Linked DNA regions of Homo sapiens: region 2 is linked to region 1. The links are chromatin contacts, found by Hi-C or POLR2A ChIA-PET in ENCODE. All regions are on one chromosome and are shown on one strand. The core of a region is the stretch at or near the end of the contact, and the rest is flanking DNA. Distances in the headings are between cores, read along the strand shown.

The links. Hi-C counts contacts between places; a loop is a spot of excess contacts on that map. ChIA-PET counts read pairs that join two places held with the same protein, here RNA polymerase II (POLR2A).
Region 2: a loop to region 1 is called in a map of DLD1, with 8 times the contacts of the local background. The contact joins two enhancer-like sites. A Hi-C loop is called at or near these places in 1 of 168 maps with a recorded cell type or tissue (DLD1). POLR2A ChIA-PET finds 5 or more read pairs at or near these places in 4 of 52 experiments (A673, H1, OCI-LY7 and 1 more).

What each region holds. Positions count from the first base shown.
Region 1 is chr4:8,009,015-8,013,645 of GRCh38, reverse strand. ABLIM2 (actin binding LIM protein family member 2) reads left to right here. Exons shown (of 21, transcript NM_001130083.2): 15 at 4,544-4,596. Among named protein-coding and RNA genes, the nearest start is that of MIR95, 5.9 kb to the right of the region's middle. RefSeq lists an enhancer at 1-244 and a silencer at 1-244. Within about 2 kb of position 2,830, at least 4 of the 41 ENCODE cell types and tissues checked have a DNase peak (open chromatin) inside an H3K27ac peak, as active enhancers do.
Region 2 is chr4:8,058,516-8,063,146 of GRCh38, reverse strand. It overlaps ABLIM2 (actin binding LIM protein family member 2), which reads left to right. Exons shown (of 21, transcript NM_001130083.2): 7 at 2,093-2,180. Among named protein-coding and RNA genes, the nearest start is that of MIR95, 55 kb to the right of the region's middle. RefSeq lists an enhancer at 2,110-2,837. Within about 2 kb of position 2,331, at least 3 of the 41 ENCODE cell types and tissues checked have a DNase peak (open chromatin) inside an H3K27ac peak, as active enhancers do.

The sequences.
Region 1 (4,631 bases), core at 1,581-4,080:
AGACAAGGTTCCAATCACCAGCTATGTGACCTTAGACTCCGGACCTCGGTCTCCTCATCTGTAAATGAGGTTCATAGCATCTATTATTATCTGTTAACATGCTTTACAAATGTTTACCCAAGGGCTGGGCGCAGTGACTCACACCTGTAATCCCAGCACTTTGTGAGGCTGAGGCAGGTGGATCATTTGAGGTCAGGAGTTCAAGACCAGCCTGACCAACATGGTGAAACCCTGTCTCAACTAAAAATGCAAAAAATTAGCCGGGCATGGTGGTGGTCACCTGTAATCCCAGCTACGCGGGAGGCTGAGGCAGGAGAATTGCTTGAACCCAGGAGGCAAAGGTTGCAGTGAGCCGAGATTGCGCCATTGCACTCCAGCCTGGGCAACAGAGTGAGAATCCATCTCAAAAAAAAAAAAAAAAAAAAAGGAAAAATGTTTATCCAGACCACAATACAGTGCTTATCTGATGAGTAGGTATTCAGTAAGTGTTTATCACATGCATGTTCTCAGGGAAGTGTCTCTGTGTTGACTTTGCTCCTCCCATCAAAGTTCTTGTTATGTATAGAAACCCTCTCATCCACCTCTGCCTCGACTTCACTGGCCTGTGAGCTTCTGAAAGACAAGGGTCATGTCTGAGTTTTTTCTGCATCCCCCATTCTTAAGACAGTACAGTGCACAGTAGGCACTCAGCACAGGGAGATGGGGATAAAGGTTGAGGGGCTAAGGGTGAACAGAGGGTAGATGGACTGATCGATGGATTAAGGGCTACATGGATGAATGGATGCATCAGTGGGCAAAGAAATGAAGTGGACAAAGAGAGGAATGGATGAATGGATGGGTGGATGAGTGGGTAGATGGATGCGTGAGTGTGGGTGAGTGGGTGGATGGATGGATGGATGGATAGATGAGTAGGTGAGTGAGTAGATAAGTGGAAGCTGGATGAATAAATATCAAAATAAGTGAAGGCACAAGTGGATGGATAGATGGATGGATGGGTGGTGGGTGGATGGATGGGTAGATGGATGGTTGGGTGGCTGGCTCGATGGATGGGTGAAGAATGGGTGGATGGATGGGCAGTGGATAGATGGGTGAGTGGGTAGATGGATGGATTAATAGATGGGTGGATGGGTGGGTGGGTAGATGGATGGATGGATGGATGAGTGAAGGATGGATGGATCAATGGGTAAATGAACGAATGGGTGGGTTGATGGGTGGGCGGGTAGATGAATGTATGAATGGACAGATGGATGTATAGGTGGGTGGATGGGTAGATGGACAGATGGGTAGATAGATGAATAGATGGGTGGATGGGTGGGTGGATGGATGGATGGATGGGTGAAGGATGGGTGGATGGATGGTTAGATGGATGGGTGGTGGGTGGATGGATCAGTGGATGGGTGCCTGGCTGGCTGGATGAATGGACAGATGGATGTATAGGCGGGTGAATGGGTAGATGGATGGATGAGTAGTTAGATGAATAGATGGGTGGATGAGTGGGTGGGTGGATGGATGGATGGATGGGTGAAGGATGGGTGGATGGATGGGCAGATGGATGATGGGTGGTGGCTGGATGGATGGGTGGATGGCTGGCTGGCTGGATGAATGGACAGATAGTTAAAGGAGTGGGTGCATGGATAAGTAGGTAAAAGGGTGAATGAATAAGTATATGGAAAGGAATAAAGCAGTAAGGGATGCACACAGGCTGGCATGGATGTTCAGATATGAATGAATTATAAGATGGGGTTTGGGAAGGAGGAAAGGCAGGCCAGTTCTGTATCCAGAAAAAAAAATTTGAGACCTCTTACTTTCATTCAGATGCCTCCAACCAAAGATTTCCCAAGGAATACAGGGAGTAGAAAGCCAGCCTTTCCCAAGAGGGTTCCTCACTGGCAAATGCATTCCAGAACTCAGAAGGAGCTGCCTGTGTGATACAAAAGACATATTAAACTCTCTTTCTCTGATTGTCCTGAGTTGATCTTTTTCTGACATCCCAAAGCAGCATGCTGCAAATTAGCCTCAAAGTTAGCCTCTTGTTTATTCCTAATTTTTCAAACCTGTAAGCTGAGTTTCCTATTATGTTCCAGCATCCATGCAGGTTATCTCATGTGATCCTCACAACGTGGAGGGGTGGGCATCCTTTGCCCATTTTACAGATGAGGAAACTGAGGCTCAGAGCTGTTATGGAAGCAAGCCACCAATAATCCGAAGTGCCAGTTTCCTGTCTTTTCCTACCCAAGCTCCTAGTTCTCAAGAGACTCGGTCATCTGTTCTGTGGGCTAGCAAACTGGTTTTTAAAAAAGCCGTTGGTACAAGTCTGGTTAAACTGTGCACATCTGGAGGAGCTGGCAGTGTTTGCAAAGGAAACTTGGTAAATCTTGGCAGAGCATCCCTCTCTCAGATGGCGGAGGCTGTTTTTGAGACCTGAGATGGCTTTTCAGCCAGAATGTGTCAGTCAACCCATCTTCCATGGCCAAGGAAAGTCCCTGAAGCCAGGCTGACCTCTGGGGACCCAGGCCTGAATTCCAAGGGCTGGGATTTCAGGTCCCCAAGGGCCCTTCAGCTGGAGCGACGACTTAATTGTCCATGCACGTGCAGATTATTCCAAGAGTGGTGATCCACTTTCCAACCTCCTGGCTTTTCAGGAAACGATGCACTTATTTTTGCCAGCCAACTCAGCCCCAGGGCCCTTCTCTGGCTTGGACAATGGTTGTGCTCTTAGAGCTCCAAGCAGCCCCTAGCCTGCCTTCTCCCTGGGACTTGCTGGGCAGCTGCCAAGAGTCATCGCTGATGTATGGCTGCACACTCAAGGGCTCCGCTGCCGGGTGACGGCTGTTGTCTGGGCAACAGGAGAGTCCAGCTGCGGGCATGCGTCCCCCGGAGCTCCCTGCCCCCTCTGCCTCTCCATTAAGCGCTTCTTGAGCAGGCTTGGCGTTGATTTGCCTCTGTGAGTGGGGAGAGCAGGGCTTTGTATTTTCACGCTGAAAATCACTGTCTCTCCTGGAAGAAGGAGAAACAGGTAGCCGTTGAGAGTAACGAGATGTTAGTGTATTCGGAACGGAACTGCTCAGTCTTCAATTTTGGCCTTATCTTGTCAAGGTCCTGTAGCCCAATCCCAAATTTCCAAGCTCTCTGGCCTGGTATCAGTCTTGTCCTTGGTGGTGCAGGAGGCAGGGTACGGCAAAAGACAGACGGGCCCGAGCCCGCCGCCCGCTGCAGGTAAGAAGCCCACCTCGGCGTGTCCTTCCTGAGGCCTGGGTCTTCGTGGCGGGCTGGGGACGGAGACGGGTTTTTGTGTAATTGTTCAGTGCATGGGGTCAGTGTTTCTGTAAGGGATACACAAGGTGTGGGTGTTTACCTACTAAGTTGGATGCCGAGAAATGTCAGCATGGCCTTGTGTGATTTATTTGCTCATTCTTCGCTGGAAATGTCAGCCCAGCTGGGTGACAACCCCCCAGAAAAAGGCAAATGGAAAATCCAGATGCCTCGTTGCTCAGCTGCAGATGGTATTCTTGGTAAAGGAACTGTTGCAAAATGAACTTTTGCTTGTTCTATTTCATTGAGTCCATTTCTGGTTGCATTCTGTAATTTTGTCATTTCCTGACTGCTCTTCGTGGATGTCTTCCAGTAGCAGAACTCGTCACCATTTTGCAGTTTGCCAGCAGCAGTTAGCCAGGTGTGGCAGACAGGGAAGGACTTTGGACTCAGAAGGCCTGGGCTCATGTTGGCCCCTACCGCCCACTTGCCCGTGACCTTGGGCGAGGTATACCATGTCCCTGAGCCTCAGTCTCCCGATCTGTGAAATGGTGCAAAGCTTCTTCCTGCGGGGGTGGGCGGGGTAGTCAGTGGCGTATCCAGAGCCCCTCGCCCAAGTCAGACACGTAGGCCTCCACGACTGAGACCTTGTGTTACGTGGGAGGTTTTTAAAATGCTTGTTCTCAAAAGGCCAAGTGGGCCAGGTGCGGTGGCTCATGCCTGTAATCCCAGCAGTTTGGGAGGCTGAGGCACGTGGATTACTTGAGATCAAGAGTTCAAGACCAGCCTGGCCAACATGGCAAAACCCCATCTCTTCCAAAAATATAAAACTTACCCAGGCATGGTGATGCACACCTGTAATCCCAGCTACCGGGTGGCTGAGGCAGGAGAATCGCTTGAACCTGGGAGGCGGAAGTTGCAGTGAGCCGAGATCACACCATGGCACTCCAGCCTGGGTGACAGAGCGAGACTCCATCTCAAAAAAACAAAAAACAAAACAAAATCAAAAGGCCAAGTGGCTACATCTGAAAACATTACTCTGTGTGGGTGTTTGGCTAGAACTGAAATCAGGCCTCACTTCACACCCCTGCTGCTGATGCTCCCTGGGTCGTGATCCCTGGGGACCTCCTCCAGCTTACCTTGTTCCTTGCCCTTTGAAAGGCACTCGTACTACTGACCTTCTCTTTGATTGATTTTTCATTTTTGAGCATAACTGTAACATGGGAAACCATGAGGCAGAAACCCACAAGCAATGGTGTGTGGCCTTTACAAATGGATTTTTCCCTTCCAGCTGCCAGGCGATCGGATGGGGAGGATGGAAGCTTGGACCAGGATAACAGGAAGGTAATGCCAGGGAGCAGATCTGGCTGAGAACAGCC
Region 2 (4,631 bases), core at 1,082-3,581, 50 kb before region 1:
TTGCAGTGAGCTGAGATTGCACCACTGCACTCCAGCCTGGGCAACAGAGCGAGACTCTGTCTCAAAAAAAAGAAGCTGTCCCAGCAGTGTTCTCCCTTGATTCACATGTGGACGTGCCATGTAGACATGCTGTGTAGACAGCAGGGTTTGTTTGCCCTGCAGGGTTGCTTTCTGTCCCCTGTGGCTGTCACAGAACTCCTGCTGTTAGAGGAAGTCAGTGTGAAGTGGGGGCACCTGGATTTAAGCAGGTGTGAGGACAGGTCACAGGCCACAAACTCAGGAATACTCATTATGAATGCAGTGAGCCAGCAGTTGACAACTGTGACGTTGATACCTGGTGACTTTTATTTTTAAAAATACAGAGCTGTCTCAATCTCTGATTTACACTTAAGAGTGCTACTCAGACCAGGCCGGGCGTGGTGGCTCATGCCTGTAATCCCAACACTTTGGGAGGCTGAGGCGGGCGGATCACGAGGTCAGGAGATCGAGACCATCCTGGCTAACACAGTGAAACCCCGTCTCTACTAAAAATACAAAAAAATTAGCCAGGCGTGGTGGTGGGGGTCTGTAGTCCCAGCTACTCGGAGGCTGAGGCAGGAGAATGGTGTGAACCTGGGGGGCAGAGCTTGCAGTGATCCAAGATCGCGCCACTGCACTCCATCCAGCCAGGGCGACAGAGTGAGACTCCGTCTCAAAAAAAAAAAAAAAGAGTGCTACCCAGACCACTGGGCATTTGAATAATTGTGATCAGCGAAATGATTGTTTCACCCACATTCTGGGGCCAGATGCTGTGGTGTGACCTGCTATCCAGAGAGATCCCTGCACCTGGTACTCCCTGACGTGGCCCAGGTGCCAGGCCCTGCGCTTGAGAGACTGGCCATCTAGTGGGGAAGAATACACCCAAGTAATCCCTGAACAGTGTGGAAATGGGGCTGTGAATGCCCAGATTGGGGAAGGGTTCAGAGAAAGCTCCCGAGTGGAGGTGGCAGGTGGGATGAGATAGCAGTCAGGGTGGCAGGGGTGGGAGTGTGGGAGGGCTGCTCCAGTGGAGGGGACAGCTGGTGCCGAGGCCTGGGCCCTGCGGGAAGAGCCCCTTTGCTGGAAGATTCACGGCCTTATCACCTGGCCCGGAGGTTGGCAGAGGAGGCCACACCAGGCTCTGCGCAGGAGAAAAGCCTGCTCTGGGCTCTTCCTCCCAATACACAGGGGCCATCTCGGGGCTGTTTTCATCCTAGGGAAGGCACAGGACAGGGAAAACGGGATGCTCAAAATGACATTTCAGCCCTTTACTTACTGATTCAGGAAACTGGTTATTATAAATTCAGATGTAGGTAGGGATTAGGAAACTTCTTCCCGTTTTAGGAAAGAATGAGCCACGGGGATTTAGCATCCACATTTAGCAATAGGCTGCACCCGCCGTGCCCTCAGGGTAGGAAGTGTGTGCTGGAACGTGGGGGTAAAGGGAGCATTTCGGGGTGATTTTTTTTTTTTTTGCTCCAGGCAAAAATAAGCCAAACCAGGCAATGTGGTTTGTTTGGGTTATTTCAGTATTAGCATTTGTAGTCTAATTTAATAAACTTCAAGAATGATAAAAACAAAATGCTCATTGAACATACTGAGCAATACAGAGATGTGAAAAGGAAAGTATTCATCCTTTTTCACCCCACTCCCCTAATTCTTGCACCTAGGGAAATCATATTATCTTTCCCTCCCCTCCCTCTCCCCTTTTCTTCCTCCTCCTGTCCCTCCCGCTCCCTCTGGAAATACCAAGACCTCTCTCTGGATGCCGCCTGGTAAAGGAGGCTGACCCCTCCTGGACTACCCCGGCAGGGAGCTGCATGCTGGGCTCCTGCAGGCTGGGCAAGTGCAGCCAGGTCTCCCCCTGCCTCCCCACAGGGCGCCTTGGACAGCCCGGGGGCACCCCCGGGTCTGGGCTCTGCTCAGGGGTCTTGGGTCCCGATGGTGGGGGCTGGCCCTTCCAGTATCCCCTGAGTACCTGTGCTCAGGGCATGCTGTATCCATGCCGGGCGCTGGGACCCAGCCGACCTTTCTGGCTTTAGTAGAAACATTCTGCTTTGTGCTTTTCTTACAGGCCGGAGAGAAGCACTACCACCCTTCCTGCGCGCTATGTGTCAGGTGCGGCCAGATGTTTGCAGAAGGCGAAGAGATGTATCTTCAAGGTACAAATTAAAATGTGTTGTTTGGTCCCCTAGAGCAAGGAACTACCCTCTTCGATGTCCACACACATGCTGGGTGTGAACAGGTTGGTGACAGTGTCATCTCGCTAGGTCACGAGCAGCCCAGCCACAGCGGGGAGCCGGCAGGGCAGGGCGGTGGCACGTGCCAGGCCAGCCTCGTCAGCCTGCCTTGTCTGTCCAATGATCTCAGCGAGCCCGAGACCAGCAAGAAAGGAAAAGGGCCGAGCCAAAGACCAGCACCCAGAAGTGCTGGCTATTTGGCTCCAAGTAGCAAAGCTTAAACAAATACGGCCTGATCACATCCGTCGCCACTTTAGGCCCCTTCTAGAAAGCCGCCCCAGCTCAGGGAGTCCAAGTTAGGAGTTTTAGGTGTTTCCCGCCCCAGCCACCCCAGCCTGCTGCAACCCCTCTGTCCACAAAGGAGGTTGGTAATGAGGTACTGAGGGTCACTGGCAGCAGCCGAGGCTTTCTTCCAGGAGCAAGGGAAGAGCCAGCCCCACAGAGCATTGACGAAAGGAGGATTTGGAGGAAAATGTAGCGGACTTCTAACAGGCCCCATGGGAAATGGCCCAGGCCCCCTCACCATTAAAAATAAGTGTCATCACAAAGGCGGGGCGTCCTGTGGGCTGCCAGACCTGAAGAAAGGGCGAGACTTGAGGACTGGTCGTCTCTCCTCCTCCCAGATTAACCCTTTTTAGCTCATAGCTTCTCATTTTCACAATTAAATTAAGCTTCTGATGGCGGCATTCGGCTACCCTTTATACCTTCACAATGCAGGTATCCAGTGGCAGGGGAGGAGGGAGACAACGACTCTTATAAGGGGAAGAAACACAATTTTCTACCTTTTATAGGTCTTAGTTGGGACAGATCCCTGTAACAAGACAGATTAACAAGATAAGGATGAACAGAAGCTTATTAACATGTGCACCTTGTGTACGTGCAAAGGGTGGCCCAGAGAAATGAGGACACACAGGACACGCAGGGGCAGATCTCCAAGAGGCAGCTTTGGGGTTTTTTGGGGTTTTTTTTTTTTTTTTTTTTTGAAACAGAGTCTTGCTCTGTTGCCCAGGCTGGAAGTGCAGTGGCAAGATCTTGGCTCACTGCAACCTCCACCTCCTGGGTTCAAGCAATTCTCCTGCCTCAGCCTTCCAAGTAGCTGGGATTACAGGCATGCACCACCATACCCGGCTAATTTTTTTTTGTATTTTTAGTACAGATGGGGTTTCATCATGTTGGTCGGGCTAGTCTCAAACTCCTGACCTCAGGCAATCTGCCCGCCTCGGCCTCCCAAAGTGCTGAGATTACAGGTATGATCCACCATGCCCCGGCCATCAAAGAGGCAGTTTTGACCTCAGGCTGAGACAACGGCATCCCCTACAACAAAGAAGAAAGGTGTGGGGAGGCATAGTTATGTCAAGTGGGGGGGCCGGGGGACAGGGGGCACCTTAGGCAAGGGGGAGGAGTGCTGTGTGCCTTCTCCACTGAGAAGAGACCCAGGGACTTCCGGTCATCCTCATCTTCCTGGTGCAGAGAGGAGACACCGTTAGAGTTGGAGGTTTCCTTTGGAGATCTCAGTTCCCCTTACAAAATGGTCACTTCTGCTTGGTTTTCAATGCTTTTCTGAGTCTGCTGTTTCCCCCAGTAATCAACTCAAAATAACCCTTATGCCAGAGGGGCATGTCAGGGGCAGCAAATTCTGGCCTGCTAGTCCTGTTTGGGGTGGCATGTTCTGAGCCCCATCACTCTCCTTGCAGACAGGCACCTAGAGTTATGCTTCATCTTATCACTCTGACCACCCCGCTATGTATTGCTTATTCATTCCCTGAGCACTCCCTGCTAAGGAAAATTATTGTGGCACTCATTAAAACCGGTAAGGAAGACTCTTCCCAACAGGAGTCAGGACCATCGCAATGGATGAGAGAGGGGGTGAGATTTTGAATATGGCAGACAGTGGGGGTTGCAGCCAATGAGCAGGGTTGGGGCAGCAGGTGGAAAGTCGCTCGAGGTACTGGGCTTCTTGCTGAACTGACCCCACAAGATGGTTGCCGAAGACAGGCTAAGGACTGAGTCGTCAAAGATGGGATGAGGAACTCAATCAGAAGTGGAGGGAGATTAGGCTTCTAGGCCAGGGGATTCCTGCCAGACTGATTTTGCAGTATTCTCGCTGAAACTGAGCCAGGCAGGCCTAAGACTGGATGGGTTGGGAGGGTGATGGTGGAGACCTGGGCAAAGTTCGAGGCCTAATTGAGAAGAGGGTTCAGAGGAGCCTGACCCAAGGGTCTGGTCCCAGCGAGCACTGGTGGGACAGGGGCCATGTGCTGGAGTGCAGCCCCCAGACTTGATGATGGATTGGACGGGGCATAGGGGCCCCGGCGAGGACAGGTCTGCTATTGTGACTTCATCTCTTTAGCCACAGCTCCCTTTTGAAGATTC